Linked DNA regions of Homo sapiens: region 2 is linked to region 1. The links are chromatin contacts, found by Hi-C or POLR2A ChIA-PET in ENCODE. All regions are on one chromosome and are shown on one strand. The core of a region is the stretch at or near the end of the contact, and the rest is flanking DNA. Distances in the headings are between cores, read along the strand shown. Region 1 holds the start of MCF2L2 (MCF.2 cell line derived transforming sequence-like 2). Region 2 overlaps MCF2L2 (MCF.2 cell line derived transforming sequence-like 2).

Region 1 (2,768 bases), core at 161-2,660:
GTGGGCCACTACGCCCGGCCTTTTAACCCTTTTTTGAATCTCTTGCAAAAGGTGGTTGTGAAAATGGTTGCTCAGTGGCCGGGCATGATCACTTGAGTCCATGTGTTTGAGACCAGCCTGGGCAATATGGTGAAACTCCATCTCTAAAAACGAAAAAAAAAAAAAAGAAAGAAAAGAAAAAGAAAATCCTTGCTCTGTTTTGCAGGCAGAGTGCAAAGTGCCCAAACTTCACAGGGGGAAGAACCTCTCCACAAATCTCATGACACAGGTGAACTGACCTCGCTTCTCAATCACAGCCCACAATTGTTAGAGAAAGCATTAAAAAGGGCTGGGCGCGGTGGCTCACGCCTGTAATCCCAGCACTTTGGGAGGCCAAGGTGGGCGGATCACGAGGTCAGGAGATCGAGACCATCCTTGGCTAACACGGTGAAACAAACCCCATCTCTACTAAAAAATACAAAAAATTAGCCGGGCGTGGTGGCGGGCGCCTGTAGTCCCAGCTACTCGGGAGGCTGAGGCAGGAGAATGGCGTGAACCCGGGAGGCGGAGCTTGCAGTGAGCTGAGATCGCGCCATTGCACTCCAGCCTGGGCGACAGAGCCAGACTCAGTCTCCAAAAAAAAGAAGAAAAGAGAAAGCATTAAAAAAATACCCTCAGCCCCCTGTGATGGGTGGCTACTCCTAGAATTTGGATCCAGGGTGTTTGCGGCTTGGCTTTTTACATATCGAAGAGGAAAGAGATGGCTGAGAACATCCGCCTGGGTGGTCCCGCCATTCCGCCTGCTGAGTATTCAGGGACTCCCGCTGTAGAAAGGATTGGGGGACAACCTGACCGAATTCGCATTTGCTCAGGCGTTTCCCGTAGCGCTCTGCTGAACTGGGGTTAGTCTTTTGCTGCCAGTCAGAAAGTGTCTGGGCCCAACTAGGGAAACCACGGGATAATGGGCTGATGGGGAGGAGGACCAGCATGGAGGATGTGCCACAGCCCCTCCAGAAGGTAGCACTGGCGTGCCTGACAGGTGACAGACGGAGCAGAGGCAAGGGCGCAGCTGCACGAAGGAAAACGCCCACATAGGGGGTGAGCGCGCCCACGCGTGCTCAGCCTTGTCGGAGCGCAGCCCGGGCGCCGGGCTCCCAGTGCAGGTGTGGCCAGCGGAGGTCAAGAACTGCGTGGAACAACCCCAAGTGGGGGAAAACACACGCCAGCCGCCCCCGGGGTCAGGAGGTGGGGCAAGCAGCGGCGCCTCACCCAGCCTCCCGCTCCGGGTCCTGCCGGATGGCGGCAGCTCTCCGGGCCAGCCCCCTTCTCTCCGCGGCTCCTCCGCAGACACCCGGCGCGGAAGAAGGAGGGGCGGAGACCTGGCCGGCGCGCGTCTGATGATCCGGACCCCGGTGCGACTGGAGCGCCTCAGTCACTGTCTCCCCGCCCCACGGTTCCGAGTAAGGACCGGAGCTCCACTCCGGGGGTGGAGCGCGGGCTCCCCGCAGGGAAAGGTGCGCAGCGTTCCCGACCCCAAAACGAGCGGCGCTTGGGAGCGTGCGTGCCTCCCCGAGAGCCCCGGGCGCCACCCGTGGGCTGGACGAGGTGGGCGCTGGGGCGTGGGGCCGGCGGCGCAGAGAAGCCACGGCCACCTGCCGCCTCCCCTGCACCTGGCGGAGCATCCCTCACTCTACAGTCCCTGGAGGCGGCGCCGGAAACCTGGCGGCCGGGACCGCGATTCTGGAAGCCCCGGAGCTCGCCCGGCCGGAGGAGCCGGGGCGCGGTTCCGGCGAGATTGGCGACTTGCTTCCTTTTGCAGAACGGCCGCTCCTCTCTCGGTCCAGCTGCGACGCTGGGAAAGCGCCAGACTTGGTCTGTCACGGGAGCCCCCGCGGGGCGTGGCGAGGGAGAGCTGGCCTAGGCTGCGAGGGACTCTCGTTTCTTGCCTGGAGAGCCAGGAAGAGGGCGAGGGCAGAGCATCCTTGGGCGGAGATGCCTTTAAAAAATCATCCACCGCAGCGGTAGAAACAGTTTTGTTTGGCTTTATTTATACGGAATGGTTTTTCAGTGAAATGCTGTCTTGCTTAAAAGAAGAGATGCCTCCCCAGGAGCTCACCCGGCGACTGGCCACAGTGATCACTCATGTCGGTAAACGAAGCTTTAATTTTTCCTGCGTTTTATTAATGGCGGGTGAGGATGGTCTCTGGGCTTCATCTGGCTCCTGGCCTCACCCGCTGCCCCGGGGCAGCGCGCTTCCTGGGGGGTTGCCCGGCATCTGGGCCTCGCTGCTCTGGGTCCTGCCTGCGGTGCCCAGCGGGGGGCATCCCTGGGGCGCGCCGCTGGTGGGGGTCGGGGGGCCGAGGCTGGTGCCTTCACCAGGTGGTTGCCGAGTCCGTTGAGCTCCAAACCGAGGGCTGCTGGGCTGTTACCATCCGTTAGCTGCTTCTGACGGGAGTAGGGTGGGTGGGAAGTTATGTTCTGGTTTTGGGGATAGTGAGAAAGGAGAGGGCATAAGAGGAACGAATGCCAGTGCTTTTCAGCAGAAATGATTGCCACGCCACTGAAGGCTTGTTTATAAGAAAGTGCAGGGAGAGGCAGGTTACATGGGAGCGCCCCTGCGCAGCTCGGCCGCTAGGCCTGTTTTACTGTGCTGCCTGGAGGGTTAAGCACACCCCTGATGATCCCCGCGAGAAATCTCTGCAAGCCAAGGAGACTGAGCAATTTTAATCTTCTTCCCTGAGTTGAAAAGAGGAGCAAAACATGCATTGCTTGCTCCTGAAATAAGGGTT
Region 2 (2,768 bases), core at 74-2,573, 58 kb after region 1:
CTGTGAATTGTGATGAGACTTACTCCTTTGTATTGAAAGACTCAGTGGGATTATAATAACTACTCAGCTTTAGAAACCAGCCTCGTCAGAGAAGTGAGTGCAATCTGGGCCTCTTACTATTATGAAGTGTGAAGGGAAAATAAATCTCAGGACCCCCAAATCATTAAGCCAAAGGGTAGTGAAGCTGGGAAGTGCATCAGACAAACCTGCCTCCCATTTTATTCCTAAAGAAGATAGCTACAAAGATAAAAAAAAAAAAACGATATACCTCCCTAAAGATAAAAAATACTATATACCTCCCTCACAATTTGCCCACAAGGAATTCCTCGTGGAAAAAAGACGGACAGTACTCAGAGTTATCCCTCTGCCCCTGTGAAACAAACGCCTATCTGATTGCTTCCTCTGCCCTCCTGTTTCACTAAGCCAAACTGAGGCATAAGTGACTATTCCTCTACCCTCTTCTCACATGTAAATTGTGTATTGTGTAAAAGGCTAATCAGAGGCCGGGTGCGGTGGCTTACACCTGTAATCTCAGCACTTTGGGAGGCTGAGGAGGGTGAATCACTTGAGGTCAGGAGTTCAAGAACAGCCTGGCCAACATGGTGAAACCCCATCTCTACTTAAAAAAAAAAAAAAAAGAAAAATTATCTGGGCCTGGTGGCATAAGCCTGTAATCCCAGCTACTTGGGAGGCTGAGACAGGGGAATTGCTTGGACCCAGGAGGCGGAGGTTGCAGTGAGCTGAGATCACCCCACTGCACTACAGCCTGGGTGACACAGTGAGACTCCGTCTCAAAAAAAAAAAAAAAAAAAAGGCTTCTCAGAGACTCAAAAGACTGCAACCTTTTGTCTCTTATCTACCTATGAACTGGAAACCCCCCTCACCCGTGGAGTTGTCCTGCCTTTCCTGAATGACTAATGGACATCTTACGTGTATAGATTGATGTCTCACGTCTCCTTAAAATGTATAAGAGCAAGCTGTGCCTCCAGCACCTTGGGCACTTGTTGTCAAGACCTCCTGAGGCTGTGTCACAGGTGCGACCTTACCCATGGCAAAATAAACTTTCTAAACTGATTGAGACCTGTCTCAGATACTTTTGGGTTCACAGAAGGCAATGGAAAATACTGTTTTTCAAGTGTCTAAACAACATTAACGAGCAAAAGTGCTGCTTTGATGGAGTAGCTGGGGTGAGGTGTGGTTTTCGCTGGACTGGCTGTGGAACTGTGACTCAAAGGGTCAGGGAGATGAATTCATTCATCTGACTCATCAGGATGTACATCCAGAGTGTACAGTCACGAGTACAGAGTGTACTTGTCAATCCAGAGTGTACAGTCATGTGGGCAGCTGTGTTGCCCAAGGAGGGTAGATTTGCTTCAGAGCCCTCAGGGAGGATACCAGAGAGGCTAGATTTTGGGCACCCAACTGAGGCCTGAAATCAGAAGGCACTCCTTGGTTTTATTAAGAGTAAATGGTGGCACTGGCAAGTAAGTCTTACATGTCACGAGAATTTAAGTAAATTGTAGTAAAGGGCAGGAAACAAAGTTAATATGCCAGGCTCTTGTCCTTCTCTATTTAAAAACTAGGGGTCTGATGTTACTTCTTCCCAGTGGAATGACCTCATATGTGTATGATGGCTTTTCTTTGTTCATTTGCCTGGGTGATTGTTTTAGAATACCTCCTCACTGTTCTGCCTTTGCGTCATCTATTCTGTTTTGTTCAGATAGAAACCCACGTTCCATCTTTCGACATTTCAATTTAGATTGCTTCAGAAATTCAAAACACAACTTTTGCTTGAATTTATGAGTGCTAATGATTGTAAACATCTGGAATTTGGTCTTAGTGGAATTCTTGATGCATGATTTTTCTTCTTGGTCACTTGGCAAGCCAGAGACCCTGGGCCTTGCCCGATGCCCCACCCGGGCATTGCTCGGCCACACTACTGAGGCCCAGCTCACCTGTGTTATAGCTTGCATCCGCATCTGCTGGTTCCACACGACAGTGTAGAAGAACAATTAGGAAAGGGTAGGTATATGTAAAATACATGAGGGGTGGGGATCCATCACAGGAAAGCTCGACAAATGGGAAGACAAGTTCTCAATCCGGTCTGAGGATTTAACTTGTAGCTTGGCTTTCAGGCTTTAAACTATCTTCGGCTTGGAGAGGGGGTTTCACCGGGGACCTGCCCATATCTGCCTGGGCATTTGGCTGCCTCCTGCCACTCTCATGATCAATTATAAAGATGATAGCCACATACCATAACAAGCAGCCTCCTCTCCTATTTATTATGTGATATGGGTTGTTACAGTGAAGAATTGAGATGAAGTTGGAGAAGTTAGTGGGTGAGCGATTAGCTATAAAATTTGTGAATGTTGCCTTTTTAAAATCAAACTTTGGATGTAGAGTAGACAACTGTTTGCCACGCCCTTCAACATTTATTATGCAATCAAGAAAGTTTTCCAAGACTATGAGCCAGAGAGGGCTTGACTTTTTACTATTTATTTACTATTGTCAACTAAAGAATGAGGAGGTTCATAAATTTGGAAAGGAGAGCTTTATTTCTCATAAAGAGTTCCAACCTGCAGGGTGACCATTCTGACAGGCTGGGAAGCATAGCCTCCTGCCAGAAGCTGGAAATGGACTCTTCAAGAGAGGGTCTAGAGGGAACAGGAATTTATGTTGAGCAGGGTGGCCAAATATACTTCAGTAAGCTATAGGAAGAGTCTGAATATTTATACAAGGAGAAACGTGCACACACACAATTGAGCTTC

The links. Hi-C counts contacts between places; a loop is a spot of excess contacts on that map. ChIA-PET counts read pairs that join two places held with the same protein, here RNA polymerase II (POLR2A). Pooled maps may share reads with other maps.
Region 2: a pooled map shows a loop between it and region 1 (5-fold over the local background). The contact joins the enhancer-like site here to the promoter of MCF2L2 in region 1. A Hi-C loop is called at or near these places in 1 of 168 maps with a recorded cell type or tissue (dorsolateral prefrontal cortex) and 8 of 50 pooled maps. POLR2A ChIA-PET finds 5 or more read pairs at or near these places in 4 of 52 experiments (CD4-positive, alpha-beta memory T cell, HEK293, activated CD4-positive, alpha-beta T cell and 1 more).

The regions. Positions count from the first base shown.
Region 1 is chr3:183,427,261-183,430,028 of GRCh38, reverse strand. MCF2L2 (MCF.2 cell line derived transforming sequence-like 2) reads left to right here and starts at 1,410. Exons shown (of 30, transcript NM_015078.4): 1 at 1,410-2,127. The coding sequence starts at 2,052. RefSeq lists a silencer at 1,581-1,660.
Region 2 is chr3:183,369,511-183,372,278 of GRCh38, reverse strand. All of the region lies in intron 3 of MCF2L2 (MCF.2 cell line derived transforming sequence-like 2), which reads left to right. Among named protein-coding and RNA genes, the nearest start is that of MCF2L2, 58 kb to the left of the region's middle. Within about 2 kb of position 1,323, at least 10 of the 41 ENCODE cell types and tissues checked have a DNase peak (open chromatin) inside an H3K27ac peak, as active enhancers do.